Linked DNA regions of Homo sapiens: regions 1 and 2 are each linked to region 3. Evidence: read pairs that join two places in POLR2A ChIA-PET (ENCODE). Cell type or tissue: IMR-90. All regions are shown on one strand. Each heading gives the region's core, and the rest is flanking DNA. Links, peaks and the distances in the headings are about the cores only. Region 1 overlaps SOS2 (SOS Ras/Rho guanine nucleotide exchange factor 2). Region 2 has its middle 88 kb from the start of RPS29. Region 3 overlaps LRR1 (leucine rich repeat protein 1).

The links. ChIA-PET counts read pairs that join two places held together with the same protein. Peaks named below come from ENCODE experiments on the same cell type or tissue, not always from the same donor. Only the 100,000 strongest peaks of a DNase experiment are listed, where the experiment ranks them.
Region 1: POLR2A ChIA-PET joins it to region 3 with 5 read pairs; 3 of 35 experiments call an interaction of 5 or more read pairs at or near these places.
Region 2: POLR2A ChIA-PET joins it to region 3 with 7 read pairs; 3 of 35 experiments call an interaction of 5 or more read pairs at or near these places.

What each region holds. Positions count from the first base shown.
Region 1 is chr14:50,138,262-50,149,468 of GRCh38, forward strand. SOS2 (SOS Ras/Rho guanine nucleotide exchange factor 2) reads right to left here. Exons shown (of 23, transcript NM_006939.4): 15 at 7,216-7,335; 16 at 6,909-7,071; 17 at 1,681-1,798; 18 at 351-523. Among named protein-coding and RNA genes, the nearest start is that of VCPKMT, 27 kb to the left of the region's middle. RefSeq lists an enhancer at 673-1,377. In IMR-90, for the core only: no CTCF peak of the experiment used is centred there; no DNase peak of the experiment used is centred there.
Region 2 is chr14:49,492,846-49,504,052 of GRCh38, forward strand. No RefSeq gene overlaps it. Among named protein-coding and RNA genes, the nearest start is that of RPS29, 88 kb to the right of the region's middle. In IMR-90, for the core only: a CTCF peak has its summit at 5,096 (motif pointing left); a DNase peak (open chromatin) is centred at 5,086; H3K27me3 peaks cover 530 bases.
Region 3 is chr14:49,610,341-49,619,374 of GRCh38, forward strand. LRR1 (leucine rich repeat protein 1) reads left to right here. Exons shown (of 4, transcript NM_152329.4): 4 at 3,916-4,332. The coding sequence ends at 4,156. It overlaps RPL36AL (ribosomal protein L36a like), which reads right to left. Exons shown (of 2, transcript NM_001001.5): 2 at 8,190-8,800. The coding sequence starts at 8,764. The coding sequence ends at 8,444. Among named protein-coding and RNA genes, the nearest start is that of RPL36AL, 5.8 kb to the right of the region's middle. In IMR-90, for the core only: no CTCF peak of the experiment used is centred there; no DNase peak of the experiment used is centred there; H3K27ac peaks cover 162 bases.

The DNA.
Region 1 (11,207 bases), core at 5,779-10,778, 530 kb after region 3:
TTCTCCCACCTCAGACTCCTGAGTAGCTGGGACTGCAGGCACCCAGCACCATGCCCAGCTAATTTTTTTTTATATTTTTAGTAGAGACGGGGTTTCGCCATGCTGCCCAGGCTGGTCTCCAACTCCTGATCTCAAGCGATCCGCCCGCCTTGGCCTCCCAAAGTGCTGGGATTACAGGCGTGAGCCACAGTGCCTGGCCTCTTACAGTTACTTTTAAATCTGCAATTAAATTATTATGGACTGTAGTCACCCTGTTGTGCGATCCAATAGTATGTCTTATTCATTCTATTTTTTTTTTTTGGTACCCATTAACACGTTCTCTTCTAAAGATATGCAAAGAAAATATTTACCCTCATATCTGGTTCTATCCGTAAACAGTAAGGCTGATTCTGATACTGCTGAATTTCTCCAGTAATTTCAGCTACTTTCCTCCTCTTACTGAAATTGATTAAATCTTTCCCTTTCTTTTTTAAAAAATCATTATTCCCTTCTTCGGTCTTCAGAATATTTGTTAAATATATTCCTAGTAAAAAAAAAAAAAGAATTTAAAGAAAAGTTATTTTAAATTTTGTTATTTAATCAATTATTTGGGAAAACAACTGATCTAGTAAAGTTGAAAGACATCCTATACTATTCAGCAACTCTACTACTAAAATGTTAAGTCTCTGATAAACAATCATTAACTCTCCATTAAGCATTTTTTAAAGAGAAAGAATTTAAAATAAAAAGAAAATAAAAGCTACTGGCTTGTACAAAAATAAAGGCTGCTAATCTAAGAAATGGCAAATTAAGCTTTTCTAAACTCTAATTTCACCAAGTGCAAATTGTGTTAAATCTATTCTGACCAAATATTTTAATATTTGATTATAAATATTTAATGCCAAGTATCTTAGGTGATTATTAATAAATTAATTTTAAGCCAATTTTGGTTAATAAGTCTATAGGCTTATAAACTAATTCTGTTTTTTCAGAGACTGTAATTTAGATAGAAAAATAATTACTTCTCATTCATGAACAATAAAAAAGTTTTTAGTCCCTTTTTCATGCGTAATTGCTGATTCATTTAAATTGGTGGTTCTCAGCTGGGGACAATTTAGTCCCCCAGGGGATATTTAGGAATGTCTAGAGACATTTTTGGTTACCACAACTCCAGGGTGCTATTGGAGTGTAATGAATAGAGGCCAGGATGCTGCTACAGATCCTATTACGCACACGACAGCCCATCACAACAAAGAATTATTTGGCCCAAAATACCAAAATTGTTGAAGTTGACAAAACTTGATTTAAATCATTCAATTTCAATCATACACAACAATATTTTAATTCTAAATTTAAAAATCACATAGAAGCTTTTAATAAATTAAAGAGAAAGCAAACACTGTAGATGTGACATAGATAGTTATGATAAAAATAACAGTTACCATTTCATGAGTGCGTCCTATGTGCTAGACTTATTAGGTAGTACAGACAAAATATTTTTAATCCTTATTTATAACAACCCTATGAGATATTATAGTCTTCATTTTATAGAAAATAGAGAGTTTTATTATTTATTAATACAGAGAGCTAATAAAAGTAGATGAGCTCAGATATAAAATAAAGATAACATGCCTCTGAAGACTGCTCTCTTTTGGCTATCACACGCTCACCCTCAAAATATATCCATATTTAGTAACTTACCAAAAAAAGGCACACAAGGTGGATTGATTGACTTAAGTTTTACTAGGTATTTTTTAAAGTGATCTTGACTTAATTCCACAGCTTCGTCCAAAATTTTCCTTTTCCTTTCCTGCAGTGCCTTAAAGTATACATAAATTGAGTATAAATTTTTTACAATTCAATCATATTTTATAAATGCAAACCTTTAAATTTTATAAAATTTTGCAAATTATCTGGAAAACAATTTTTTTACATTAAAAGATGAGTGGTATTCCTTTGTACACTTACCTGAAGTGATTTCTCCTCTCTTTATCTATAAATATAAAACCCATAATTTACTCATATAAATTAGAAGATCAAGCAATACAAAAAATTCTACGTCATGCCTTGTGCGTTATTTTGACTAGCCAGGGTTTCAAGTCATAGCTGTAGAAGATGAAAATTATAACCCCTGAACATTCAAATATTTTTCCACTGAAAGATCTTTTGGGGCTAAAGGTTGGGGTTTTGTTAAGGAGAAGACAACTATCAGAAGACAAGAAGACTTGAACAAAAATTTAGTGAATGAAGTAAACTAGCATTTCTTTTATACTTCATTACTAGATCTTCTTATTGAAAATTAATTTTTACTTCAGAAAGAATATACACACACACGTAAACCCCAGAGCGAACACTATGCTTGATGGAGAACCATTCAGTCAATTTCCTTTAAATCAAGGAAAAAGCCAAGGGTATAACATTGTAGCTTTTATTCAATACTATACAGAAGTCCTAGCTAGCATGGACAAGTATAAGAAATAAAGAGCTAGAGATTGGAAAGAAAAAAAAATGTCACTATTCACACAGAGGATATGACTGCCCATGAGGAAACTCCAATAAATCTACATATAGAATGTTAATGAGAGAATCAGCAATGCTGCTATATATAAAACCAATAGACAAAAATCAACTGCATTTCTAGATATCATCAATAAAGAAATCAGGATTTAAAAAAAATTCTGAGGCCAGGTGCAGTGGCTCACGCCTGTAATCCCAGCACTTTGGGAGGCTGAGGCGGGCGGATCATGAGGTCAGGGGATCAAGACCATCCTGGCTAACACGGTGAAACCCCGTCTCTACTAAAAATGCAAAAAATTAGCCGGGCGTGGTGGCGGGTGCCTGTAGTCCCAGCTACTCGGGAGGCTGAGGCAGGAGAATGCCATGAACCTGGGAGGTGGAGCTTGCCGTGAGCCGAGATTGTGCCACTGCACTCCAGCCTGGGTGACAGAGCGAGACTCTGTCTCAAAAAAAAAAAAAAAAAAAAAAAAAAAAAATTCTGGTCAAGTGCAGTGGCTCACACCTGTAATCCCAGCACTTTGAGATGTTGGGGTGGGAGAATAGTTTGAGGCCAGGAGTTCGAAACCAGTCTGCGCAACATAGCAACGCCCAATCTCCACATAAAATTTAAAAAATTAGCTGAGCAGGGTGGCACGTGCCTATAGTCCCCACTACTCAGGAGACTAAGGTAGGAAGACTGTTTGAGCCTGGGAATAGGAGGCTGCAGTAAGCTATGATCATGCCACTGTACTCCAGCCTGGGTGACAGAGCATGACCCTGTCTCTAAGGGTCACTGAAAACAAAATAATTCTAATATACATCTAGCAAAAGAGGTATGCGATCTCTGTCAAAACAAAAAAAACCCCACAAAACTTTATTAACTGAGTAAATAAAGAGATAAACGATGTTCACAGTTGAAAAGACTTGTTACTATAAAAATGTCAGTTCTTCACTAATCTGTAATTGGATTTAGAGAGCCAATGCAACTCCTATCAAAATGCCAATTTAAAAAAATGGAGCTTAAATTGATTCTAAAATGTATATAGGAGAACAAAGAACCAAGAATACGTTCCTCCTGAAAAAGAGTAAGATTGGCGAGGATTTGCCCTACTCTTCTCTATCAAGGACTACTATAAAGTTATGATAGTTTAGACTAGTGGCACTGGCACAAGAGTGATCAAATAGATCAAAGGAACAGAACAGAGAGACCAACAAAAGGCCTACAGATATAGGCATTCAATTTATGACACATTTATTAAATACATTAATATTTCTTTTTTTTTTTTTTTGAGATGGAATCTTGCTCTGTCGCACAGGCTGGAGTGCAGTGGTGCGATCTCGGCTCACTGGAACCTCTGCCTCCCGGGTTCAAGTGATTCTCCTGCCTCAGCCTCCCAAGTAGCTGGGATTACAGGCGCCCGCCAGCATGCCTGGGTAATTTTTATATTTTTAGTAAAGACGGGGTTTCATCATGTTGGCCAGGCTGGTCTCAAACTCCTGGCCTCATGTGATCCACCCACCTCAGCCTCCCAAAGTGTTGGGATTACAGGCATGAGCCACTGCCCCCGGCCTATTTCATAATATTTGACTAAGTATTAATATCTTTAACATATAAAGTTCATACAAATCAATAAAATGCAAACACCCAAACAGAAAAATATATGTATAAAGCAGTTTTTCCTCTATTCCCCTCTAATAACAACCCACTAAAAAAAATAAATAAATAATGTTAAAAGAGGAGTATGTAACCTCCCACATTATTCTCAATACTTATCCAGTTCCACTTAGAGGTTTGGGGTTTGCTCTGCTTTGTGATACTAAAATGGAATAATATTATAGTCATTCTGAAGCTTTTCCCCTGCTGAAATATCACAAATGTTCTTCCACAACAATACACATAGATCCCATTCACTTTGTTGTATAGCTGAACAATATTCTACAATAGAGGTATAAGAGGATGTATTTAATCATTCTCTTACTGATAGACATTCAGGTTGTTTCCTGTTTTCTGCTACTACAACTAATGCTGCAGTAACTATATCTTTGTACATATAACTTTATACTCTGGTGTGTTTATTTCTTTGCAATTCTGGGTCCTAAGAGTATGCACATTTTTAATTTTAACATATATTGTTAGACTGCTTTCCAGAAAGATTGTAAAAACGCACATTCCCAAAAGCAGTATTTATATGGCTGAGTTTCTAACTTGTTATCCTTTACTTAAAAAAAGTCTTTCCAGGTACAAAAGCAAAGGAAGAAACCATAAGTGAAGAGACTGATATGTGCAACTAAATAAAAATGATAAAACGTCCTTATGTCAAAGCATTATACATTTTTTAAATTAAAAAGCAGATAAAAGACAAACAGAAATGAGAATATATGTACAGTCTAAGTTTTAATATCTTTAATATATGAAAAATCCATATAAATGAATAAAATGCAGCTGGACATGCTGACTAATGCCTGTAATCGCAGCTACTCAAGAGGCTGGGACAGGACGATCCCTTGAGCCCAGGAGTTCGAGACTGCAGTGGGCTATGATCATGCCACTGGCACTCCAGCCTGGGTGACAGAGCAAGCTTGACTCTTTAGGAAAAAAAAAAAAAAAAAATCAACAAAATGAAAACACCCTCCCCCAAAAATGAGAGAGGCAATGAATACATAAATCATAAAGTACCCAATAAATACATATTCAACCTCACTAGTTATTATTTATTTTGAGAACAAGTTTCACTCTGTTGCCCAGGCTAGAGTGCAGTGGGGCAATCTTGGCTCACTGCAACCTCCACCAGGCAGGTTCAAGCGATACCCCTGCCTCAGCCTCCTGAGTAGCTGGGATTGCAAACCAGCACATACCACCATGCCTGACTAATTTTTGTACTTTTAGTAGAGATGGGGTTTCATCATGTTAGCCAGGCTGGTATCGAACTCCTGACCTCAGGTGATCCACCCGCCTCGGCCTCCCAAAGTGCTAGGATTACAGGTGAGCCACTGAGCCCAGCCTCACTAGTTATTTTTTAACATACAATTTAAAAATGCAGTGCGATTTCTGCCCCCGCCAGAGGCATGCAACACCATGCCTGGCTATTTTTTTTTTTTTTTTGTAGAGATGTGGTCTCCCTATGTTGCCCAGGCTGGTCTCAAACTCCTGGGCTCAAGTGATCCTCCTGTCTCTGCCTCCCAAAGTGTTGGGATTACAGGTGAGAGCCCCCACACCTGGCCAAAAGCTTTTAATATAATACATAATACCAAGGGGCATTTATCGTATCCTGCTACGAAACACCTTGGCAAAAGTATTTAAAGTCTTAAAGTATATAAATACTCAGACCCAGGATTTCCACCCCTAGATTATTTCTAGGGAAATAATCAAGCTCTTAAAAAGACTTCTACATATGAATATTCCATGATAAATTATCACAGAAAAAAATCAGAAATAACTTAATTGTCCCACAATCTACTGTTGGAATAAATTATGATTTATCCATGATAGAAAACCTTGATGCCATTAAAATCTTGTTTTTGAAGATAAGCTAATAAAAAAATAGAAAACTGTTTATGAGAAAAGGGCCATAAAAATCTATGCACAATGTAATCTCAATTTTGTTATTAAAATATATATGCAAAATATCTTCCTATTTTCTATATCTCCTGAATTTTCAATAGTACATGTTAAACACATATTTTATAATTTAAAAAATATATATATTTTTTAATTTTTTGAGACTGAGTCTCACTGTGTCGCCCAGCCTGGAGTGCAGTGGTGTGATCTCAGCTCACTGCAAATGCTGCCTCCTGAGTTCAAGCAATTCTCCTGTCTCAGCCTCCGAAGTAGCTGGGATAACAGGCGTGCGCCACCATGCCCAGCTAATTTTTGTATTTTTAGTAGAGATGGGGTTTCGCCGCGTTGTCCAGGTTGGTTTCGAACTCCTGAGCTCAGGTGATCGACCCGCCTCAGCCTCCTAAAGTGCTGGGATTACAGGCGTGAGCCACCACGCCTGGCCAAATTTAAGTTTTTGAAATAGTTCTTCCCGTGTTATACTATTGTTGACTACCTAAAGGTAATTAAGACATTACTTGTATTTTTATATTTAAAATCCTTTGTCATTTGAGACTATCAATCAATGTGTTATTGAATAAATCCACTTGGAACTTCATTACATTTAGGTTAAGTACATTACACGGCAGTGCAAGTCTCATATTGTTTATTGAATATTGATATATTTTCTAATATAAGCCTAGGATTCACATATTATATATCATATTCATATATTAACTAATATATCAACATATTTTCTAATATATTTATATCATATTTATGAAGCAAGGATGAATTTACAAAGAATTTAATTAAAAAGACAGATGATAGATGAAATTTCTTTTATGCTAATTTCATCATCCCCGAGAAAAATGAAAAAGTTAAGCCTAAAACTTACCTCAAAGGTATGGTCTAGTCTGTATACTGACACTGAATTTACTGCACTGACTATCTCCAATACGCCATTGAAATTATTCAAATCTTGAAAAACTTGCAGAATTTCTATAATTCTACTTAGTACTGCCACCCGTTCTTCAAAATTTTCTGCTTCCACAATGCATCTAACAACAACAAAAATTCATGGCTTAGAAAAGTTTCTTCACCTCACTTAGAAAACAAGATAATTATGAGTAGCCAGAATTTTAGCTTAAATATGACTTAATATTATGGCTATTAGGAGGTAGTAAGAGTAAATTAAAACTTACTTTTCAAACCAGAGGGTGAGATTTGTGGTATGGCGAATCATTTTTAATAAATTTGGAGAATTTATTTCTTTATCTTCTTTGGTCCACACACTCCCTACAAGTTCAGACGGTTGAACTTTCCTATGGAATTGAAAATCAGTGCAACTTAACCTATAAAGGATTTGTATTACTTAAAGATCTTCTAAAACTTAATAAGAAAAAGACAATTAACCCAAAAGACAGATGAACACATATATGAACAAGTAATTCAGAGAGGAATAGACCCAAATAGCTACAAACACGAAAACACACTTTATCCCTTACTCAGGGAAAATAACATAAAACTACAATGAAATCCCATTTTACTCATTAGATGAACAAAAGTCTGATAACTCAAGGCCAGGCGTGGTGGCTCATGCCTGTAATCCCAGCGCTTTGGGAGGCCGAGGCAGATGGATCACCTGAGGTCAGGAGTTCGAGACCAGCCTGACCATCATGGAAAAACCCCGTCTCTACTAAAATACAAAATTAGCCGGGCATGGTGGCACCTGCCTGTAATCCCAGCTACTTGGGAGGCTGAGGCAGGAGAATCGCTTGAACCCGGGAGATGGAGGTTGTGGTGAGCCGAGATCGCACCACTGCACTCCAGCCTGGGCAACAAGAGCAAAGCTCTGTCTCCAAAAAAAAAAAAAAAAAAAAAGAAACGAAAAAAAAGTCTGATAATTCCAAATGGATAAAAATATAATAAAACAGGAACACCAATAGGGAAGTAAAAATTGATACAACCATTTTGTAAAACAATTTGGCAAGATCTCATAGTACTGAAGAGATACATATCGGATGACTCAGCAATTTGACTCTTAAGTATGCATATACCCTAGATAAACTCTTACACAAATTTATAAGAGCCAGGTGCAGCAGCTCATGCCTGTAATCCCAGCACTTTGGGAGGCTGAGGCGGGCAGATCACTTGAGGTCAGGAGTTTAAGAACAGCCTGGCCAACAAGGCGAAACCCCATCTCTACTAAAAATACAAAGAAATTAGCCGGGCGTAGTAGTGCGTGCCTGTAGTCCCAGCTACTTGGGAGGCTGAGGCAGGAGAATCGCTTGAACCCAGGAAGCAGAGGGTTGCAGTGAGCTGAGATCATGCCACTGCACTCCAGCCTGGGCAACAGAGTGAGACTCTGTCTCAAAACAAACAAACAAAAAACAAAGTTATAAGAAAACGTTTACAAGAATATTCAGTGAAGCATTATTTGCAAGAGTGAATAGAGGCTCATCATCCAGAGACTGGATAAATTGTGGAGTATAAATATAACGGAACACTACACAGCATCTAAAATAAGCTAACTAGAACTGTATTCATTGACTTGAACAAATGCCAAAAATGATTTAAGTAAAAAGCATGTTGCAGAATGATACATAAGTATATGCAGTTTAAAAAAAGTGCAAAACAAGCTGAGGTGCAGTGGTGCGCACCTATAATCCCAGCTACTTGGGAGGATGAAGTGGAAGGATTGATTGAGGCAAAGGGTTTGAGACTATCCTGGGCAATCATAATGAGATCCTATCTCAAAAAAATAAAACAAAAAAAAAAACAGGCACAGTAGTTCCTCCCTGCAGTTCCTGCTACTGAGAGACTGAGGTGGGAAGACTGCTTGAGCCTAGAGTCTGGGGCTGCAATGAGCTATGATCATGCCACTGCATCCCAGCCTGGGTGACAGAGTGAGACCCCATCTTAAACAAACAAACAACAACAACAACAAAAAACCAGTTGGGCACTGTAGCTCACACCTGTAATCCTGGCGTTTTGGGAGGTTGAGGTGGGAGGACAACTTGAGGCCAAGATCAAGACCATCCTGGGCAACATAGCAAGACCTCATCTCTATGAAATTTTTTTAAAAAAATTAGCCAGGTATGGTGGTGCGTGCCTGTAGTTCTAGCTACTCGAGAGGCTGAGGCAGGAGGATTGCTTGAGCCCAGGAGTTCAAGGCTACAGTGAGCTATGATTGTGCCACTGCACTCCAGCCTGGGCAACAGAGTGAGACCCTGTTTCTAAAAAAAAAAAAAAAAAAAAAAAGTGTACAACAATGCTATACGTTGTTTATGAATCTCCGTGTATGTTTATAAATTTTAAAAATATAAAGAGAAATAGTAAACATCAAATTCAGGGTGGTAGTGCTTTCTTAGGGGAAAGAGAGCAATAAGATTTGGGAGAATTACACAAAGGATTTCAATTTTATCTAAAATGTTTTTGTTGTTCATGAATATTCATTATATTATTTCCTATATTTTTTGAATGCCTGAGTATTTAATTAAAATTCAGACAGAAGAGCAGATTAAAACATTGTATACAGTGAGTCAGAATACACAATTTAAAAATTGGCCAAGTACAGTGGCTCACACCTGTAATCCCAGCACCTGGGAGGCCAAGGCAGGAGGACTGCCTGAGGCCAGGAGTTCAAGGCCAGCCTGGGCAACACAGTGAGACCCTATCTCTTTTTTTTCTTTTTAATTGACTGGTGGCATTGCCATCAATGGCCTACAGACTTGGTTATTCATTAAAAAAATATTTTTTAATCAGTAGATTTGTGTATAAATAAGTACTTGCTAACAGTTTCTGAAATGTTTTCTTAAAGTGGCTCTATTATTTCACCAGAAATTTAGTTTACAAAGCTGGGTGCAGTGGCTCATGCCTGTAATCCCAGCACTTTGGGAGGCTGAGGTGGGTGGATCACTGGAGGTAAGGAGTTCGTGACCACTGTGGCCAACATGGTGAAACCCCATCTCTACTAAAAATATAAAAAAGCCGGGCATGGTGGCACACACCTGTAATCCCAGCTACTCGGGAGGTTGAGGCATGAGAATCACTTGAACTTGGGAGGCACAGGTTGCAGTGAGCCGAGATTGCACAACTGCACTCCAGCCTGGGTGACAGAGCAAGACACCATCTCAAAAAAAAAAAAAAAAAAAAATTTAGTTTACAAATGAAGTCAGTATTAGGTATTTTTCTATGTCCTGAAAGTAGGTCCACATGAAGTGAAGTGCTTTTTTTCTGATGTCCATTCATGTAAAACAATTACATTGTGAGAAAAAACATGATGCAGTACTATTTGCTTTTTTTACCTCAAGTAACAAGTCCCTTCATTTCTACGTATCACAAATCCCACAACATAAACAAAGCTACCTGGATTCTAAATTACTTAAAATATAACATAACATTTTGAGTCAGATGTTGACAACTTCTGGTGGGTGCGCTAAAAGTCTGGTTCTGAATGGCATGGCCAGTGCAAACTAGGCAAATTCTAAAGAACATAAAGTAAACATAATGTAGTAAAGGTACCTTACTATATTACCTATTAGCACTAAATTTTATATATTCTTGCTTTTCCCTGTGTAATCTTTATTTAAAAATTGGCTGCTAATCAGGATAACTCCATGAAAATATTTTTATTTTAGAGATAGGGTCTCACTCTGTCACTCAAGCTGGAGTGCAGTGGCACAATCTTGGCTCACTGCAGCCTCGACCTTAAGTGACCTTCCCACCTCAGCCTCCTGGGCAACTGGGACTACAGGGGCACTACAGGCACGAGCCACCATGCCTGGCTATTTTTTGTAGTTTTTGTATGACGGAGTTTGCCATGTTGCTCAGGCTGGTCTTGAACTCCTGGTCTCAAGCGATCTGCCCACCTTGGCCTCCTAAGTGCTGGGATTACAGGCATGAGCCATCATACCCAGCCAAGCACATTTATATTTTAAATTGAGGCTTCTATACTACTCACAATAGCTATGATATGGAATCAACAGATTAATGAATAAAGAAAATGTGGTATATATACACAGTGGAACACTATTCGGCCATAAAAAAAGAATGAAAGCCTGTCGTTCAAGGCAACATGGATGAGCCCGGAGGACCTTATGTTAAGCAAAATAAATCAGACACAGAAAGAAAAATATAACATGTTCCCACTCATATATGAAAACTAAAAAAAAAATGAACTCATGGAAGTAGA
Region 2 (11,207 bases), core at 2,568-7,567, 110 kb before region 3:
CTAGTGGGTGCCAGTGAATAACAGCCTGTCTACAGCCTGGATTCCTGAATTAAGGTACCATCCCAAGGAAGAGATTAAGAAAAAAATTAAAGTCTTTCATAGATGGGAGATTTTTTTTCTACCCTCCTCCCAAAAACAAAAAAATAATTAATTCATTTACAAGCAAAAAAGATTAAAAAGCCATGAGAAGACAATACAATTATTCAGCGCAATGGTCATTTTAAAGAAGGAAGAGAGTGGGCACAGTGAAATGCTTGTAATTGGGTCTAACTAGTTGGCTATATTGCTCAATAATTGGGCTGGCATTAAGGGCAGGGAGAAAACAATGGCTTGTGACCCTCTGGAGGGTGTTGATACCACAGAAATAGTGTTCTGAGGAAAACTTCAACAGAGCAATAAATTGTCATTGGAGTATGCTGCCCCCCAACCCAGGTGCTCAAGACTCTCCCCACCTACTACCACTCCCCCAACACACACAGACACAAGTGCACGCGCATACACCACTAACCTGCAACTTTCTCTCTCCCTAAGCCCTCAGCTAGCTACCATTAGAAAGTTATTAGCCAAACTAATTCAAGCTAAAGTGTCCATGAGTAACAAGAGCTGCATATCTTTTACTTATCCAAGATTTAAGAGTTTTGTGAAGGGGGCCCTGGAGTAAACAATTCTGTTACCCAAATGAAAGATCCCATAATGGGGAGGAAGACAAACATTTTTAGATATTTAGTCAGGGAGCCCTCCTCTTCTGGAAACAGGCTATATTGACGGCTACCAATTCTTTCCTTGAAAAAAACAGACCCTAACTACAGCACATGATGACAGAAAGTTTGCATTTTTTTTTAATTGAAGGTCTTATCTTGATGCCCAGATTTTCAGATCATCAGGAACGTTAGAACACACTGTACCCTGCATGCACTTCCCCATTCACTTCTCACTTTTTAAAAGGGACTGTATGTTCAGGTAACACAGGGCTTGCCATGTGATTACACTATGAACACGAAGGCTTGCTAACAACTGGATCATGCAGTTTGTGGAGGATACAAAGGGAAACTGGCCCTTGGCCTATGGGGGCTGCCCCCAGGGATCTTTGGCCCTGTCAGTCCCTCTCCTGCCTCTGGTGCAGGGAGAATGTATCTTTGGAAGTTAGGCTGCCCTTTGAGGAGTTCTGTTTGGGCCAATGGGCAGCCAGGCCATTTCCTTTGAAACAGTGGCCTTAAAAAAGGGGGGAGGGGGGAGCGGGGGGGGGTGCCAGGGCCAAGGCCAGAGCACATGACCTCTAAGTCACAGAAGCAAGATTTAGGTAGGACCTGTGATGTGCAGTTCCCAGATCCCCAGACCCGAAGCTCTATCCTGTGCAACCCAAGCTTACTCTTTAAACATACAAATTGCAACTCTTACAAATGTTTGGCCTTCAGCTAACCACATTTAATCAGAAGAAGGCATTCTGAGCCCCTGGCTCTATGCACTTCAACAGCCTTAACCGTAGAGGCACCCAGAGAGGATGTGATTCTATTTCCCAGTAAAGGCAATAAAAGCCTCAAAGTTTGGGCTAATAAAATCTTCACTAAAAACTCTCTCTGACCTTACCTAAAGCACTGTGGAGTGGTTTTAAAGCCTTGTGCAAAGCCTTTTCACAGAACTGTTTCATTTAGCTAAAGGGATGGAGGTGGGGAGAGAGGTGCTTTTCCATTTCCAACCATGGAACAGCAGTAAGGAAGCTTCTATCAGCAACAGGAATTTGATGACTGGCTTCTCCAGCAAAGCACTAAAAATGGGGTCAAGACTGAGCCCCTTGATAAAGTATGGTAATCACCACCATAAGCAAGATATCTTTTTCTAATTAAACTCTCCCTTCCCTCCCAGGAGAAGTCTTGGCCAGCCAAGAGCCCCAGGACCAAATGAGCCTCAGAACTGCAAGAGATAGAATCACAAAAGAAAAATAACCTGGTGAATGGGAGTTTGGGCTCATTGGAAGAAATCGCGTGTGAAATGACTCAAGTCGGAAGGCCTGAGATGAAGCTGCAGAGTCTGATGTGACCCAAGCACTCACACTCAAAGGCATCTCTGGAGTCCCCATGGCTGCCTTGCACAGCTGAGTCCCTGCCTCAGCTCTGTCACAGCATCTAAATTATGAGGCAGTGTACACAAACCGTTCAAAAGCACAAATAAACTGTTATTGCTGGAATTCAAGGCAGGGACCAAAAGAGATATGAGGTTTATGGGGAACATGGACAAGCAAGGGAATCCAGAGGCCTGTGCTGCAGACAGTGCATTTGCCCAGCCAAACCGTGGCCAAGCATCCCTGGGGTGGAGCCAAGCGGAACTGTGGGACAGCTGTGATTTGTCTTTGATGCCCATCTATCTCTCTGTCAGCATTTACTGCACCCACTTCATGTACTAGGCCCTCAGGGTCCTTATCCAGTTTCCTTTCTGAGCCTGCCTTCTTCCTAAGCAAGAACCGAAGCCCAGAAGATTCTCCCCTTCTCTGTCAAAACTTACCTCCTGAGCTGTGTTTCTCCCAGGACCTTGTTCTCTGACAGCAAGTTTTTCAGATCAATTAACCTCTCGTAACAGGTGATAATGAAGATAACTTTCTCAAGTTAAAGATTTGCATATTAACAAACTCAATGCCTTGACCAAAAACTGTGGCTTGGCCGGGGGCAGTGGCTCACGCCTGTAATCCCAGCACTTTGGGAGGCTGAGGCAGGCAGATCACTTGAGGACAGGAGTTCGAGACCAGCCTGGCCAACTTGACGAGGCCCCCATCTCTACCAAAATACAAAAATTAGCTGGGTGTTGGTGACACACGCCTGTAATGCCAGCTACTCATGAGGCTAAGGCATGAGAATCACTTGAGCCCAGGAGGTGGAGGTTGCAGTGAGCCAAGATCTCACTCCAACTTGGGGGACAGAGCAAGACTCCATCTCAATAAATAATAAATAAATAAAAATAAAAAACTGTGGCTCAACTGCTCAAAATATTGCAAGGACCCACTTAAACTAAGAGGAGAGAAAACTGCCACAGTTGCCTACTATAACCAAAACCCATAGGTTAGGCATGAAGCTGGGTCACACTTTTGTCACCTGAACATTACTGAGTCCCATCTCCTCTTGATAACTAAAGAACAGCAAAACTTCATGGAATCTTGAAATTAAAGCTTCATAAGCTAGGTGGGGGTGGGGGTGGGGGTAGAGGCAGTTCAGAAGTGATGACCAGGAAAGCTATGAAGCTATCCTATTTGCTGTAATCCAACTCCTGTCTTCCAAGTTACATTTCTACTTGGAGAGCATGGAAACTCTCCCCAGACTCAAATCTAGCTCAGGACTGGGGGAGATGGCCGGCAGGGCAAGGCATACATGGCCACTTCAAGCCTCCCAAGCCAGAAAGGAGTAGGAATTTGGCCAATGGGTTTCAGTGCTGTTTACATAATCTGAAACTCTTCTTTATAATATATGCACATCTATATATTTTTCTTTTTTTCTTTTGGTTCTGGAAAAATGAGTGTCCTATGTCTTTTGGTGGTTAAATTGATGAGGAAATGAAATTTCTTTGTAATACTTAGAAGTTAGAGTATAAAGTTAAAAAGAAAAAATCAGAAGACTCATCTTTGATTCAATAAGATCTCACCTGGCACAGTGGTTGTATAAAGTACACTGAGGCATGTTTGCCAGCTAAGAGAAAGAAGCCAGAGAGAGGGGGAGGGAGGGAGGGATGCATGGACGGACGGTTGGATGGATGATTAAATAACAATGAAGGTAAAAATAGACTCCACATCCTCAGTGGACTACATAAGATGTGAAGAAAGGATGAGAAGACAGAATAGAATATGTCCTCCTGCCAGCAAGGCAAATGTTTTTCTGGTTTATTTGTTTTGGTTTTTGTTTTTTGAGACAGGGTTTCACTCTGTTGCCCAGGCTGGAATGCAACGGCACCACGACAGGTCACTGCTGCCTCAACCTCCTGGGCTCAAGTCGTCCTCCCACCTCAGCCTTCTGAGTTGCTGGGACTACAGGCATGCACCACTGCACCCAACTAAATTTTTTTTTTATTTTCTGTAAGGACAAAGTTTTGTCGTGTTTCCCAGGATGGTCTCAAACTCCTTAGCTCAAGTGACCCACCTACCACAGCCTCCCAAAGTGCTGGGATTACAGCCATGAGCTACCATGACTGGCCTGCAAATTCATTTTGAATATCAAAATTCAAGGATCCCGCAAAGTCTTTCTCACCCTGAATGAAATCCTACCACAGCAACATTGCTAAAAAAAAAAACTAAGAACTAGTTTGATTACCTTAGTATGGTTTCCTTATTCTCCTTTCACATCTTTAGACTACATAACAATTTTTCCATGACCATTAGTAAAAATCAAACAGTTTATTCCTTTTGACAGCAGAAGACAAAGGCTGAGGCACATGTAAGAAGTAGCAGAGAATGAGAGGGAAGAGTAGCCATGGGCGATGGATCAGTGGGAAAGAGAAGGAAAGTAGAAATAAACACCTCTCTCATCTGCCTAAGGACTTGAGGTCCCTAAGACACACCACAACTCCATAGGCGAGCTGATCAGGACCCAGGTCTCCTAAACCTACGCAGCAATTTGCAATACACAACGCTAAATTATGCTGAAGTGTGTGTGGGTGAAAAGAAAATTTCCCTGACTGCATTCCTACGTGTTCTCTCTCCCACTGTTTCTGTACCCACTCTATCCAAAGAGCATCAGTAGAATGTGGAAGCACAAAGTGGAAATGAGAAAAATTACTTTAAAGACTTATCGATAAGTACTGAGCTTAAAATGTTCGAAACAGAATTGAGTGCTACCCACTTCCACCAAAGTTCTTGATAATTTCTTATGTTCTAGGTCTACCCTACAAAATATGGTGCCCCATTAAGTCCCGTATTCATAGGGGTTCCAAGATTGCTACTTGTAATGTCTGTTTTAGAGTATCTGAATAAATAATTTCTTCTCCATTTCTCACGCTTAGCAGGTTGAACATCTTACTACTAAATGAGAGAATCAGCTCAGTGACCAAACTTTACCAGCAGAACCCAGACTTATTTTCAGTAGGGAAGCCTGAGTTTGCCTTACTAGAGTGTCACCTAGTGTCTATATATGGAACTGCACACAATTTTTTGTTAACGAGTTAAGAACGCATGTCATTGTGTGGCGCGGAAGAGCCTTCCTTTATGAAGTGCTAAAGTACATATGTAGACATTTTTCCAAATCCAATTATAGTTCCATTGATTTATATTAGTATTTTAAATATGCATTCACATTGAAATGATCTGAGACGTTATAAAGTTGGCACTTCAAAATTCAGCAAGCCTTTTTAAATTACATATTTAATAGAAAAATTATTTCTAGAAAAATACTGACAGAATTATCCATGGTTAACATACTGTGCTTTAACTATTAGAGACCATGGTGGTTGCTAAACAACAGTCTTAATTTTCTAGAGAAATATTTGTGAATTTTTCCCAAAAGTATTTCATATAGAGCTCATATGGATAATGACAGATGCTTGTTGTACAGTTACTATGTTCTAGACACTGTGCTAAACACATTACATAATTCCTGTTTAATTCTCACTTAATATTTATAAAATGCTTAGAGCAGAGCATGGCATATAGTAAATGGTGTTAAATAAATAAAATAGCCTAGATTATCCTGAGATGTTTTTATCCTCATTTTACTTATAATAAACATGAGTTTAGAGAATTTAAGTAAGCTTACCATGGTTATACACTTGCAAGTGGCATACCTAGGGTTTGGCCAAGGTTTACCAGACTCCGCAGGCTGCGCACCATGCGCTATTGCCACTCTCGTACACCTCTTCTCTATATATGGTCTCTGTATTCGTTTGCTAGGGCTGCCATCACGAAGTACCAGAGACTGGGTAGCTTAACCAACAGTTTTTTGGGTACTGTTTTGTTTTGTTTTGAGACGGAGTTTCGCTCTGTCACCCAGGCTGGAGTGCAATGGTGCAATCTTGGCTCACTGCAACCTCTGCTTCCCGGGCTCAAGCGATTCTCCTGCCTCAGCTTCCTGAATAGCTGGGATTACAGGTACTCACCACCACATCTGGGTAAATTTTGTATTTTTTTTTTTTTTAAGTAGAGACAGGGTTTCACCACATTGGCCAGGCTGGTCTCGAACTCCTGACCTCAGGTGATCCACCCACCTCGGCCTCCCAAGGTGCTGGGATTACAGACCTAAGCCACCACGCCCAGCCTAAACCAACAGAAATTTATTTTCCCATGATTTTGGAGGCTAGCAGTTTAGATCAAGTTGTCTGCAGGATTGACTTCTTCTGAAGCCTCATATGCCTTGGCTTGTAGATGGCTGTCTTCTTCACACAGTCTTCCCTCTGTATGTGTCTGTGTCCCAATCTCTTCTTATAAGGATACCAGTTATATTGGATTAGGGCCCATGCATATGACCTCATGTTATTTTAACTACTGCTTTAAATGCCCTTTCTCCAAATACAGTCACATTCTGAGGTACTGAGGGTTAGGACTTCAACATATGAATTTGAGGGGAGCAGAGTTCAGCCCATAACAGTCCCTATGTTAGCTTATTTACTTATTAGACTCTTTCCAGACATCTCTAAGAAGGTATGCCTGCTATATACACCAGGCACTGATTCAGACACTGAGAATACAAAGATGCATCTTCATAGACAACAACCATATGTAGCAGGAAAAAGTTTGCAAACACAATTATCACAGCTCAATGTGGGGAAGGTACAAAAATAAAAGTAAGTACACAGCCAGGCGCAGTGGCTCACACCTGTAATCCCAGCACTTTGGGAGGCCAAGGCAGGCAGATCACCTGAGGTCGGGAGTTTGAGACCAGCCTGACCAACAAGGAGAAACCCTGTCTCTACTAAAAACACAAAATTAGCCAGGCATGGTAGCACATGTCTGTAATCCCAGCTACTCCGGAGGCTGAGACAGGATAATTGCTTGAACCTGGTAGGTGGAGGTTGCAGTGAGCTAAGATTGCGCCATTGTATTCCAGCCTGGGCAACAAGAGCGAAACTCTGTCTCAAAAGGAAAAAAAAAAAAGTACATAATTCGGAGCTGGTTGAAAAGAGAAAAAGGTTTATTCTGGAAAAAGGAGGCAAGACTTCAGCAGAGATGGCCTCTAAGGTAGATTTTGAAAACAAATCATTTAAGTAGACAAGGAAAAGAAGGACCTTTGAAATGAAGACACGGGGCATGAAATAACACCCACACCAAGGATATGCCAAGTCATTCATCCAGTCCACAGGAATATACATTTCAATGCAGAAGAGACTAGAATGAAATGACACTGGAGAGATAGCGAGGGACCCTATTGCGAGGAGGAGCTATTTAAGAGTAGTGTGTCTGACTCAGTGAACGGGGTGTTGAGGGAGAAGGCGTGATTTGTAACATTTGCTGATTTCTGTAATATAAGCCCTCCTACCAAGGCTGATTTTAAGCTGTCAATGCGAAGTCACTGACCTCTGGAGTTGAGAAGAGATGTACAATAGCACACCATTATATAGTAATTCCACCATACAGAGTCGACAATACAGTAAATAACCTTGGGCAGTTCAGGCTGCTACAACAAAGCATCATAGACTGGGAGGATTATAAACAGCAGAAATTTATTTCTCACAGTTCCAGAGGCTGGAAATCCGAGATCAGGGTGACAGCAGGGTCGGGTTCTGGTGAGGGCCTCTTCCAGGTTGCAGACTGCCAAGTTCTCCTTGTATCCTTACGTGCTGGAAAGAGAGCTAGCTAGCACTCTAGCTTCTTCTTATAAAGGCACTAATGTCATTCATAAGGTCTCCATCCTCATGACCTAATTAGCTCTCGAAGACCCATTACACATGGGGAATTCAATTTCAACATGAATTTCAGTGGGCACACAAATAATAAGGTTCATATAAGCCTTATGAATATGGATAACAGAAAAATGTAATAGAATAATTAGAAAGTGATGAGTTTTAAGTATTTATGACCTTTTGTTCTAAATATAATTTATTTGACTAGAAGTTTCTATAATTTACTTTTTAATGAAGGCTGTGTTTAACAATTGGCTCACGATTCCGGCAATCATCATGGCAGATAGAAGGCAGGACTAGATTGCAGCTCCAACTCAAATGGACGGAGCAGCATGCAGACGCTTGCATTGTGAATTTTAGCTCCAGAACAACTGCAAGAACAAACCAGGAATCCCAAGAGGACCCACAGACCCTCTGAAATAAGGGGACTGCTCCTGCAGGACCTGGGAGACACCCCAAATACTGTGAGTGCACAAACTGTGGAAGTGGGAAAGGAAGACCCTCCTTTCCGAAACACACACTTCCACTGGGGAGAATGAAGGTCTAGTTTGCGAGAGAAGTTTCCAACCTTACCTGGGGCTGAGTCCATTTAGACAGTCGAGAGAAATACAGGGGTACAGGAAGCAGCGGGAAATGCCCTGGGAGTTCACTGGGTCCCCAAGCAGGACATTCCTGCCTGGCACCACAGGGATCCTTTGGGAGGGCGGCCAGAGGAGTCGGGGGAGAACGCCACAGGTAGAAGGAAGTCTGCGGCTGAACTTTCTAATAGTTGGAACCGGGCATATGCAACCACCTGCAAACAGCATGCAGTTTCTATAGCATTTTCACTTAACACCCTCCCCCTAACAACCTCCACCTGGCAACCTTCCTTTAACCCAAACCTCAGGGCCTCAATCCCCTTTATGGCCTGTGTTCCACGGGACAGGACAGAGGTGGGGGTCGGGGGTACTCAGATGTTAATCATAGAAACGGAAGGAATCTCCAAATTGGCCACTCCCAGATTCCCTAGCTCAGGAGCACACATTCAGGTGCATCTGCCATACAAGGTTATGCTAAGGGTGTGATTAAATTATTGCTATCAGGTGCGTTTACCCTACACCATTTCATACAGCCTAGAAGGGTGATTTGCAGCCTCCGTGGTACTTAGCAGGAGACAGAAAACAATGAAGGCAAAGACATCTGAATAACTAGACCCAATGAAAAACAAATGCTCCAATTAAAATGCCCTCCCCAGACCCAGTGCTTAGCGTTCTCAGATGGGTATGTGGCTAAGAATCACAAAGCCAGAGCTTACATGATTTTTCTTGATAGAGTAGTCATTCAGATTTCACGTGCTAAGAATTAAAAAACAACAACAAAAATGCTGTAATGATCAACAGTGGCCCGAGTTAGGAATAGAAAGGGGAAGGAAGACGGTAAATGTATAAAGGGCAACACCACAAGGAATCCTTGTGATGACAGACATGTTCGGTTTCTTGACCTCTGGTGGATACACAAACCTACACACGTGCTAAAATTGTATGGGAACAGAATGAGATAGTAGTGATCATTGCACAACATTGTGAATATACTAAGACCACAAAATCACACACTTTAAACTGGTTAAAGTAGTGAAAGAATGCTTGGAACTAAATACACATACAGACAGAAACAAGTAAAAGCAAAGATGGGAAAATCTGAATGAAACCAGCTAGATTGTGTCAATGTCAATATCCTAGTTGTGTTATTGTTTTGCAAAATGATACCTTTGACAGAAACCAGACAAAGTGCACACTGGGATCTATCTTATTTCTTGCATGTGAATCTAAAATTATTTTAATACAAATTTCAATTTTTCTAATGTAGTTTTTCAACAAGACTAGTTATGTTGTATAATTGTCTAGTAGTACCTGAAGATACAGAGAAAAGAGATGTCTTTGTCTTATTAATCAGAAATGCTTTCTAAATGTGAAGTTTTTCCTCTCAGATTCAAAGACTTCTTGCTATCCCAAGTGGTCAGCATTCTTTGTTAACTGTGTATCTATATAGCTAGGAGGTTTCTGAGAAACCTTCCTGAGAAGGTGGAACTTACATTTCTTTCTTTTCAATCCACATTTCTGCCTGAGATTCATTTATTTTAGAGATAAAGAAATAAAAATAACTGGGCACGGTAGCTCACGCCTGTAATCCCAGCACTTTGGGAGGCCAAGGCAGGCCGATCACCTGAGGTCAGGAGTTCGACACCAGCCTGGTCAACATGGTGAAACCCGTCTCTACTAAAAAATAGAAAAAATTAGCCAGGCGTGGTGGCACACACCTGCAATCCCAGCTACTCAGGAGGCTGAGGCAGGAGAATCACTTGAACCTAGGAGGTGGAGGTTGCAGTGAGCCAAGGTCAATCAGTTTTGCTATGGGGCAAAATAGCTCCTCTCATTCAAATTCTTCAATCAATTTTACTAAATTCAAATAGAAACACTGTGAGGGGTGTGGTAGCTCACGCCTGTAATCCCAGCACTCTGAGAGGCTGAGATGGGCGGATCGCTTTAGGACAGGAGTTCAAGACCAGCCTGGGCAACATGGCCAAACACTGTTTCTACTAAAAATACAAAAATTAGCCAGGTGCGGTGGCATGTGCCTGTATTCCCAGATACTCAAGAGGCTGAGGCAGGAGAATCGCTTGAACCCGGGAGGCGGAGGTTGCAGTGAGCCAAGATCACACCACTGAACTGCACTCCAGCCTGGGTGAGAGCAACTCTGTCTCAAAAAAAAAAAAAAAAACTGCAAATATGAACACTGCTCGTATGTACAAATTTGCAGTTATGGTGATGAACCATCATAGCTATACCTGGATAGTCTTAACCCTAAGAGACAATTGTTTCTTCTCTGCTCCATCTTCTCCCTCCATGTATCCCTCTCCCAAAGCCAGAGTTTACTAAAACCAAAGACAGTAATTCCACCCATCGTACTTGCTTCCTGGCCTTGACACTTTGCTCTGTGACACACCTCTGATTTATGTTATGCACGCGTGCCTTCTCATTCACAGCAGAGTTGTGCTGTTTAACAAACCCACGATGTTCAAAGTAGCCCCTTCATGTGCTTATATCCTTATTCCAACAATAGTACATGCTGATGCACAAAACATTGTGGACATTCTTACGATTACCTTCAAGGCTTGTACTATATCCTTTTGTCTATCCTAAGTAATGGGAATTTTTTTCCTTTAAAGAAAGAAGTTGATGATTGAGAACAGCTAAATAGAATTCCCAGTTAAAGCCAATAAATAATGTGGGCAACAAAGCTTGTTAAAACTACTTTTCTTTTTCATTCAAAATGACCATAAAGCAATGAGACCAAATTTTTAAATGTTTATGGTTCGTAATACTAGTTCTGGAGGCAGACTAAGAAGAATTTTCTCTGTTTTA
Region 3 (9,034 bases), core at 1-5,000:
CCTCCTGGGTTCAAGTGATTCTCCTGCCTCAGCCTCCCAAGTAGCTGGGATTACAGGCTCCCGCCACCACGGCTGGCTATTTTTTTGTATTTTTAGTAGAGATGGGGTTTCACCACGTTGGCCAGGCTGGTTTTGAACTCCTGGCCTCAAGCAATCCACCTGGCTTGGCCTCCCAAAGTGCTAGGATTACAGGCATGAGCCACCACTCCCAGCCATTGTTCAGGTTGCTTTTTATTTTTTGAGACAGTCTCTTTCACTCTTGCCCGGGCTGGAGTGGAATGGCGTGATCTCAGCTCACTGCAACCTCTGCCTCCCAGGTTCAAGCAGTTCTCCTGCCTCAGCCTCCCAAGTAGCTGGGATTACAGGTGCCCATGACCATGGCCGGCTAAATTTTTGTATTTTTAGTAGAGACAGGGTTTCACTATGTTGACCAGGCTGGTCTCAAACTCCTAACCTTGTGATCCACCTGCCTCAGCCTCCCAAAGTGCTGAGATTACAGACATGAGCCACCACACCCAGCCTGTTCAGGCTTCTTGAACGCATGTCTGGAAGCTAAGATGTGGACCAAAGTATTACTGAGAACCTATAAAATGGTAGAAAGATCATATTTCAAATAAGAAATTCTGAACTTTTTTAGGGGAGAGGGGCTCTTAAAACTGACCAAAGTTAAGGAACTGGAAAACTGTACACATGAGTACACAGAATTTTGCATAAAAGGAACCTGGCTCCCACTGAAACCCAGTCCAGTCCTCTCTCCTTGCCATCCCCAATGTAAGAACTCTTACTCTAAACCAATGGTTCTCAGACGTTACTTCAAATTTAGAATAACCTGAGAAACATTTAAAACATCTGAAGGCCAGGTGCGGTGGCTCACGCCTGTAACCCCAGCACTTTGGGAGATCGAGGCAGGCGGATCACAAGGTCGGGAGTTCGAGACCACACTGACCAACATGGTGAAACCTCGTCTCTACTAAAAATACAAAAATTAGCCGGGCATGGTGGTGCGCACCTGTAATCCCAGCTACTCAGGAGGCTGAGGCAGGAGAATCACTTGAACCCAGGAGGCAGAGGTTGCAGTGAGCCGAGATGGCACCACTGCACTCCAGCTTGGGAGTGCAGATTGAGACTCCGTCTCAATCAGTCAATCAGTTAATTAAATAAAATCACCAGAGGTGATACTGATGATTCAGGTTAAATCCACTGATTTGAGGGAACTCCAAACAGTATCTTTTGGCAGTGAGGTGCACCTGAGGCTATTGTTTCTCTAAGACATACATAAAAGAAATTGTAAGAATTGTAAGGCTGGGCGCAGTGGCTCACGCCTGTAATCCCAGCACTTTGGGAGGTCGAGGTGGGTGGATCACTTGAGGCCAGGAGTTTGAGACCAGCAGGGCTAATATGGTGAAACCCTGTCTCCACTAAAAATACAAAAATTAACAGGGTGTCGTGGCGGGCACCTGTAGTCTCAGCTACTGGGGAGGCTGAGGCAGGATATATTGCTTGAACCCGGGAGGTTGAGGTTGTAGTGAGCTGAGATTGTAGCACCACACTACAGCCTGGGCTGCAGAGTGAGACTGCGTCTCAAAAAAAAAAAAAAAAGAAAAGAAAGAAATTGTACATTGTATTTATTCAAATTTGAAAATTATGTCCAAATGAGAAATGTTATAGTTTTGATTTGAAAAGATTATAACAAGTTTGGCTAAATGATCAGGTGAAAACATGCTGAAGTCCAACATGAAAAAGTACAAAGTTGGAAGGAAAAAAATAGATGATCAAAATGTGATATAATTGGCAAGGCACAATTTGGCAGAATAGTAATTTATTAGTGCTGAATGATTTCGCGTTATAGCATTTATGTTGCTTTTTAAATCTTACCACTATTAATATAGCTTTCTTGTAAGATGACTGAACCTTTGTTGAAGTATAATGTTGCGTGTTTTAAGCTCCCTTGTTTTAAAAAGTATATAGATTTAAAGCTGTGACACCAAAACCTATTATCTAGCTGTTGATAAATGGCTCTAACTACTGGTTACAAGCATACAGTTATGATCTATTAGGAAAATATGTGGGAATTTAAGTTATGTCAGATAGAAAATACAGTTTTTAACTGTTGTCTGTTTCCTCAATCTAGAACCATCTATCCGAAAGAGATTAATGTAAACATGTGGGAGACACTCCCTGGCAGAGTTTTTTAAAAAATGGTTACTTAAGCAACAGATTAATAAGTCTTTTTATGAAAAATTTAAAAATTGCAAATAGGGCCATCCTAGATCCCGTACCAAAGGTAACCGCTGTTTTTTTATTTGAAATGTGTATCTTTTCAGACTTTTCTGACAGGGTTTTAAACTCTCATTTTAAGTTGTAAGACTAGGCTTGTTTATTTGTTGAAAAATATCTGAGCACCTATTATGTGCCAGCCTAAGCTAGAGACTAGAGAAACAACAAAGAACAAGACACCGTGTGGGAGGCAAAGTGGCTGGAGCATGGTTGTGTTTAGCGGGGAGGTTTGGGCAGTGGGCAGGCAATCTCAAGACTGTGTTTTAGTGTCTTGTAGATGATTTAAAAACTTGACCTCAAGGCCCAGCGCAGTGGCTCTTGCCTGTAATCTCAGCACTTTGGGAGGCCGAGGTGGGCGGATCACTTGAGGTCAGGAGTTCAAGACCAGCCTGGCCAACATGGTTAACCCCCGTCTCTACTAAAAATGCGAAAATTAGCCAGGCCAGGCGTGGTGGCTCAAGCCTGTAATCCCAGCACTTTGGGAGGCCAAGGCGGACAGATCACAAGGTCAGGAGATCGAGACCATCCTGGCTAACATGGTGAAACCCTGCCTCTACTAAAAATACAAAAAATTAGCCAGGCGTGGTGGCGGGCACCTATAGTCCCAGCTACTCGGGAGGCTGAGGCAGGAGAATGGCATGAACCCGGGAGGCGGAGCTTGCAGTGAGCCGAGATTGTGCCACTGCGCTCCAGCCTGGGAGACAGAGCGAGACTCCATCTCAAAAAAAAAAAAAAAAATTAGCCGGGAATGTTGGCGTGTGCCTGTAATCCCAGCTACTCGGGAGGCTGAGGCAGGAGAATAGCTTGAACCCTGGAGGTGGAGGTTGCAATGAGCTGAGATTGCACCACTGCACTCCAGTCTGGGCAACAGAGTGAGACTCCATCTCAAAAAAAAAAAAAAAGTTTAGGCCAGGTGCGGTGGCTCACACCTTTAATCCTAGCACTTTTGGAGGCTGAGGCAGGCAGATCACATGACGTCAGGAGTTCGAGACCAGCCTGGCCAACATGGTGAAACCTCGTCTCTACTAAAAATACAATGCAAAAAAAAATTATCTGGGCGTGGTGGTAGGCGCCTGTAATCCCAGCTACTTGGGAGGCTGAGGCAGAAGAATTGCTTGAACCCAGGAGGCAGAGATTGCAGTGAGAGCGCGCACCACTGCACTCTAGCCTGGGTGTCAAAGCGAGACTCTGTCTCAAAAAGTAAAAATCAAAAGTTTGACTTGGGCACCACTGAAGGGTTTTAAGTGTGAGAGTGAAATGCCTTAAGCAAGGTAAGGTTAGCCTTACTTGCCCAGCCACTAAAGTAAAACTCATGTCCCAAGTGACATGTATTTTAAATTTGTCTTAGAGAGTTTAAGTTTCCCTTTTGAACAATTGATCCCTGGAAGAGCCTATTTAAAGGACAGGTGACTTTTTCATTCCATTTAGGGAGTTATGCTATTAAGTGGTTGTGCTGGAAGATATTTTATGGTGTGGTATCTGAAGTTTACAATATGTCATATATTGTTTTTTAGTATATTTTAAATATACTAATCGCTTAATAATTTTACTTTTCATTGTTAAAATTCCATGTCCTAATAATTCATGTCCTGAATCTAGTAACATGTTATAAAATATTTTTATCATTCTTTCCAATAGGATTCCATATGGCTCTCATATCATTCCATTCCATCTCTGCCAAGATTTGGATACCGCAAAAATTTGTGTTTGTGGAAGATTCTGTCTGAACTCTTTCATTCAAGGAACTACTACCATGAATCTGCATTCTGTTGCCCACACTGTGGTCTTAGTAGATAATTTGGGTGGTACTGAAGCACCTATTATCTCTTATTTCTGTTCTCTAGGCTGTTATGTTAATTCCTCTGATATGTTAAAGTAATGGGTGAGACCAGAAAAAGAAATTTCAATAACAGATCAGTTTGGGGTGCATGTATGATTTTGCAGCGTCAAATTGGAGTAAGGGAAGATTTCTGTATACTTGCTGGAGAGGAGGAATGTGTATAGTTACTCATTTAGATGACTCCAAAACTTTTATTAAAACCAATTTTAGTTTTACTGTGGTGTTAACTTTTTTTTAATTTATTACACTTGTGTTTATTTCACCCTAAAGTTTCCAACATGGGTTGTGGAGATATCTTTTAATGTTAAACAGATATTGATCCCAGTTAAACACATCTGAGTTTCTGTATGCAGAAAATATCTCTTGGAGGACTAATATGTCCTAAATTATAGTGAAAACTTGTTTATTATGAAATTATATGTAAGTTTTTAAGCATACCACTTTTTGTGTTTTTCAGATACATTATTCTACATGTGGAATTTACATTTACCAAGCAAAAAGTAGGAATTGTTTCAGGAAAGACTTTAGCTTTTATAATTTTTAAAAATGTTCCCATAGTAGTTGTTGTGGTTTCTTTTTTTGTTTTTGTTTTTCTAAGATGGAGTCTCTGTCTCCCAGGCTGGAGTGTAGTGGCGCAATCTCGGCTCACTGCAACCTCCACCTCAGCCTCCTGAGTAGCTGGGGTTGCAGGCGCACGCCACCATACCCAGCTAATTTTTTGTATTTTTTGTATTTTTCAGCTAACTTTTTGTATTTTTCACGGTGTTTCACCATGTTGGCCAGGCTGGTCTTGAACTCCTGACCTCAAATGATCTACCCATCTGGGCATCCCAGAGTGCTGGGATTACAGGCTTGAGTCACCGTGCCTTGGGATTGGGTGGGATGGGAAAGGGAACAGAAAATTGCTACTTTTTTTTTTTTTTTTTTTAGACAGAGTCTTACTCTGTCACCCAGACTGGAGTGCAACGGCATGGTCTTGGCTCACTGCAACCTCCACCTCCCAGGTTCAAGCGATTCTCCTGCCTCAGCCTCCCAAGTAGCTGGGACTATAGGTGTGTGCCACCACACCCGGCTAATTTTTATGTATTTTTAGTAGAGACAGGGTTTCACTATGATGGCCAGGCTGGTCTCGAACTCCTGACTTCATTATACGCCCACCTTGGCCTCCCAAAGTGCTGGGATTACAGGAGTGAGCCACCATGCCCGGCCAAAAATTGCTACTTTTTGCTGATTACATTTTGTATTATTAGGGTGGGTTTTTAAATTATTTTTGTCACATAATATGACAAAAATGTTTATTATTTTGTCATATTAAATGACAAAATGTTTAATGTTTTTGATTTTAAAAGTAGTGGCAATACACCAGCTAAATGGTGATTTGGGCCCAGTGCAGTGGCTCATGCCTGTAATCCCAGCACTTCAGGAGGTCGAGGCGGGCATATTGCTCAAGCCCAGGAATTCAAGACCAGCCTGGGCACGAAGACAAAATCCTATCTCTACAAAAAATGCAAAACTTAACTGAGCATTGTGGTGTACGCCTGTAGTCCTGGCTACTCTGGAGGCTGAAGTGGGAGGATTACTTGAGCATGGGAGATTACAGTGAGCCAAGATCATGCCACTGCACTCAATCCTGGGTGACAGATGGAGACCGTCTCAAAAAAAGATGACGTGAACTAGGGCATAAGGAATGGAAAAATAACCAACTTGAAAGACTCATGGAAAATAGAACCAGTATTAACTTTTTCATTCTGTTCATTCCCACCGACCTACCTCAAGTCAGCCTCTCCACCAGAACATTGCAATAATCCCAGCCTCGTTTTTGTGAACAAAGGAAAGAATAAAAGTTACTGGAGAAAAGCCCTCTCCAGTGTTAATGTAATTGCTGTTTTGGGCTTGTTAGCAGGGTCTCTGTAAGATTATTTCTTACAAAATAATTACCTTACCGCGTTTGTCTTCCTAAAATGTTTATTTGGGGCATTTTTTTTTTCTTTTTTGAAAGTTCAGATACTCCTGAGTAGATGCAGTTTTTTTTGTTTTTTGAGATGGAGTCTTGCTCTGTCACCCAGGCTGGTGTGCAATGGCGTGGTCTTGGCTCACTGCAACCTCCGCTCTGCCTCCCAAATTCAAGTGATTCTCCTGCGTCAGCCTCCCGAGTAGCTGGGATTATAGGCATGTGTCACCACACCCGGCTAATTTTTGTATTTTTAGTAGAGACAGGGTTTCACTATGTTGACCAGGCCGGTCTCAAAACTCCTGACCTCATGATCCGCCCTCCTCGGCCTTCCAAAGTGCTGAGATTACAGGCAATGAGCCACCACGCCTGGCCATCTAATTTTTGTATAGTAGAGACAGTGTTTCACCATGTTGGTCAGGCTGATTTTGAACTCCTGACCTCAAGTGATCCGCCCACCTCGGCCTCACAAACTGCTGGGATTACAGGCATGACCCACTGCACTCAGCCGTTCCAGGTGTTTTATAAGCAGCATTTAATCTTTAAAAATCACCCTACGAGAGAAGTACCATGAACCCAAATCAGATTTTAAGCCCAGGCTACTGTATTCTAGTTAATTTACTTTTGGTCTTTAAAACCAAGAATTCCCTAAGTATTTTAGGATTTTCTAAACTTGTAGGTTGGTGAGGGATTGTCCATAAATATTACAAAATAGCTGAATTAAAACATTCTTTAAAAAGTGATGGTAGGCCAGGTGAGGTGGCTCATGCCTGTAATCCCAACACTTTAGGCTGAAATGGGTAGATAACCTTTGAGCCCAGGAATTTGAGACCAGCCTGAGGAACAAGGCAAAACTCCGTCTCTATAAAAAATACAAAAATTAGCCAAGCATAGTGCTGCATGCCTGTAGTCCTAGCTACAGCTACTAGGAAGGCTGAGGTGAGAGGATAGCTTGAGCCTAGGAGGCCAAAGCTGCAGTGAGCTGTGAGTATGCCACTGCACTCCAGCCTGGGCAACAGAGCGAGACCCGTCTCCAAAAAAAGGAAAAAGTGATGGTGATGTATTTAAAAATAAACTCGTATACATGATTTTTACATTTTTTTTTACAATCAAATGCAGCTATAATAGTCAGTTATTGGGATTATGTGCAAACCATCTGTTACTCCTACACACCCTAGCCCTTTGCATTCCTCTAACTACTGTCATTCCCATGTATCTTAGTCAACTTAAATTCATATACAAAAGGCAGAATTTGACCTCTTATAACCCCTACCTTTTCCCAGTTTTTCACTTGATACTGAACTTTTCTTGCCTTTCATAATTACAAGGCTCAACTTTTTTCATTGTGAATTTCAACCTTCTTGTTTTCAGTCATAACTCCTAAACCTTCCTAACTGTCAAGTTCTGGCCAAGCACAGTAGCACACTGTAATCCCAACCCTTTGGGAGGCTGAGATGGGAGAATTGCTTGAGCCCAGGAGTTGAGACCAGCCTAGGCTCAAGAATTGCTTGAGCCCAGGAGTGAGACCCCATCTTTAAAAAAAAAAAAAAAGAAATAAAATTAGCCAGGCAAATTCGCCAGGCATGGTGGTACCCAACTACTCCAAGGCTAAGGCAGGACCTACAGAGCTACAGAGCCTGAGAGGCCACAGTAAGCCATGAATGTGCCACTGCACTCCAGTGCGGGTTACAGTGACAGATTGTCTCAAAAAAAAATTTTTTTTTGAGTACCTCCCAGAGTGTTCTAAGAGGTTCAAAAAACAGTTTATGCTATCTTGGACTTTCACTAGATTGAGAACTTTAGTGTGAAGTCAATTTTGAACTATCCTTTTATATTCAAGGCCACAGTCTCTAACAGTACTGTCCAAAAGAACTTTCTGCGGTGGAAATGTTTTACATCTGTGTTGTCCAATAAACTAGCCACACGTGGCTGTTGAGTACTAAATCTGACTAGTGTAACAGGAAACACATTACCTGGCTAGCGGCCCCTACTAGACAGAATATTTGGTCAGCTCTTACTATCCCCCAACTTCCATCCTTTGCCCAACCCAGCCTGCTATACACAAGCCTAGCGTTATCTTGTTCCTTCTCTTGCAAAATCTTAAAGATCCTTCTAAGCTGCTCAATGTTTATGAATTCATTCAACATTTGAAATTGACCAGAAAACAAAAAGTAGTAAAGTAGTATTTTCCCTTCATACATATATAAACTTGTTAGTAAAGTTTGAGGTGGGACTACACTAAACATGGAATTCTATTTATAAGTAAAAACCACAAAAAGTTTGCGTAAGAATATCACTGTATTTATTTTCCCTCGGGTAACTTTTCTATGGCTTCACCATTTTCTCTTCAAAATTGAAGAAAAATATCCCAAAGTTTAGAACTGGATCACTTGGCCCTTTCTCTTCTTATCTCCTCCCAGTTCAAAATGCTTGCATCTCTTAATGGCCAGCATCCTCTTGGATCTGCAGTTAGGCTCAACACATTCCAGCCTTAGCACAATCTTCTTTGTGGTCTTAGCCTTCTTCCGGAAAATTGGCTTTGTCTGCCCACCATAGCCACTCTGCTTCCGATCATAGCGCCTCCTTCCCTGGGCATACAAAGAATCCTTGCCCTTCTTATACTGTGTCACTTTGTGAGGCTGATGCTTGCCACACTTCTTACAGAAGGTTCTTCGGGTTTTAGGTACGTTGACCATCTTTGCAGCAGGGCTGTTTTGTCTATATGATGAAAACTGTAGTAAAATATTTAAAATAAGATAGCAGACGTTAAACATTCCGAAAAGTGAAAGTGCTATACAAGTATATACAGGAAAACCGTACACATAAATGAGTAATATATAAATCCACCACGTACTCTTTTTCCATATGAATAAACGCACATACAAGTACATACCTTTTTGAAACACTTCGTTTAAATTACTGGAGGACTAATTTGTCGACCTAAAGAACTGAGGCAAGGCCGAGCA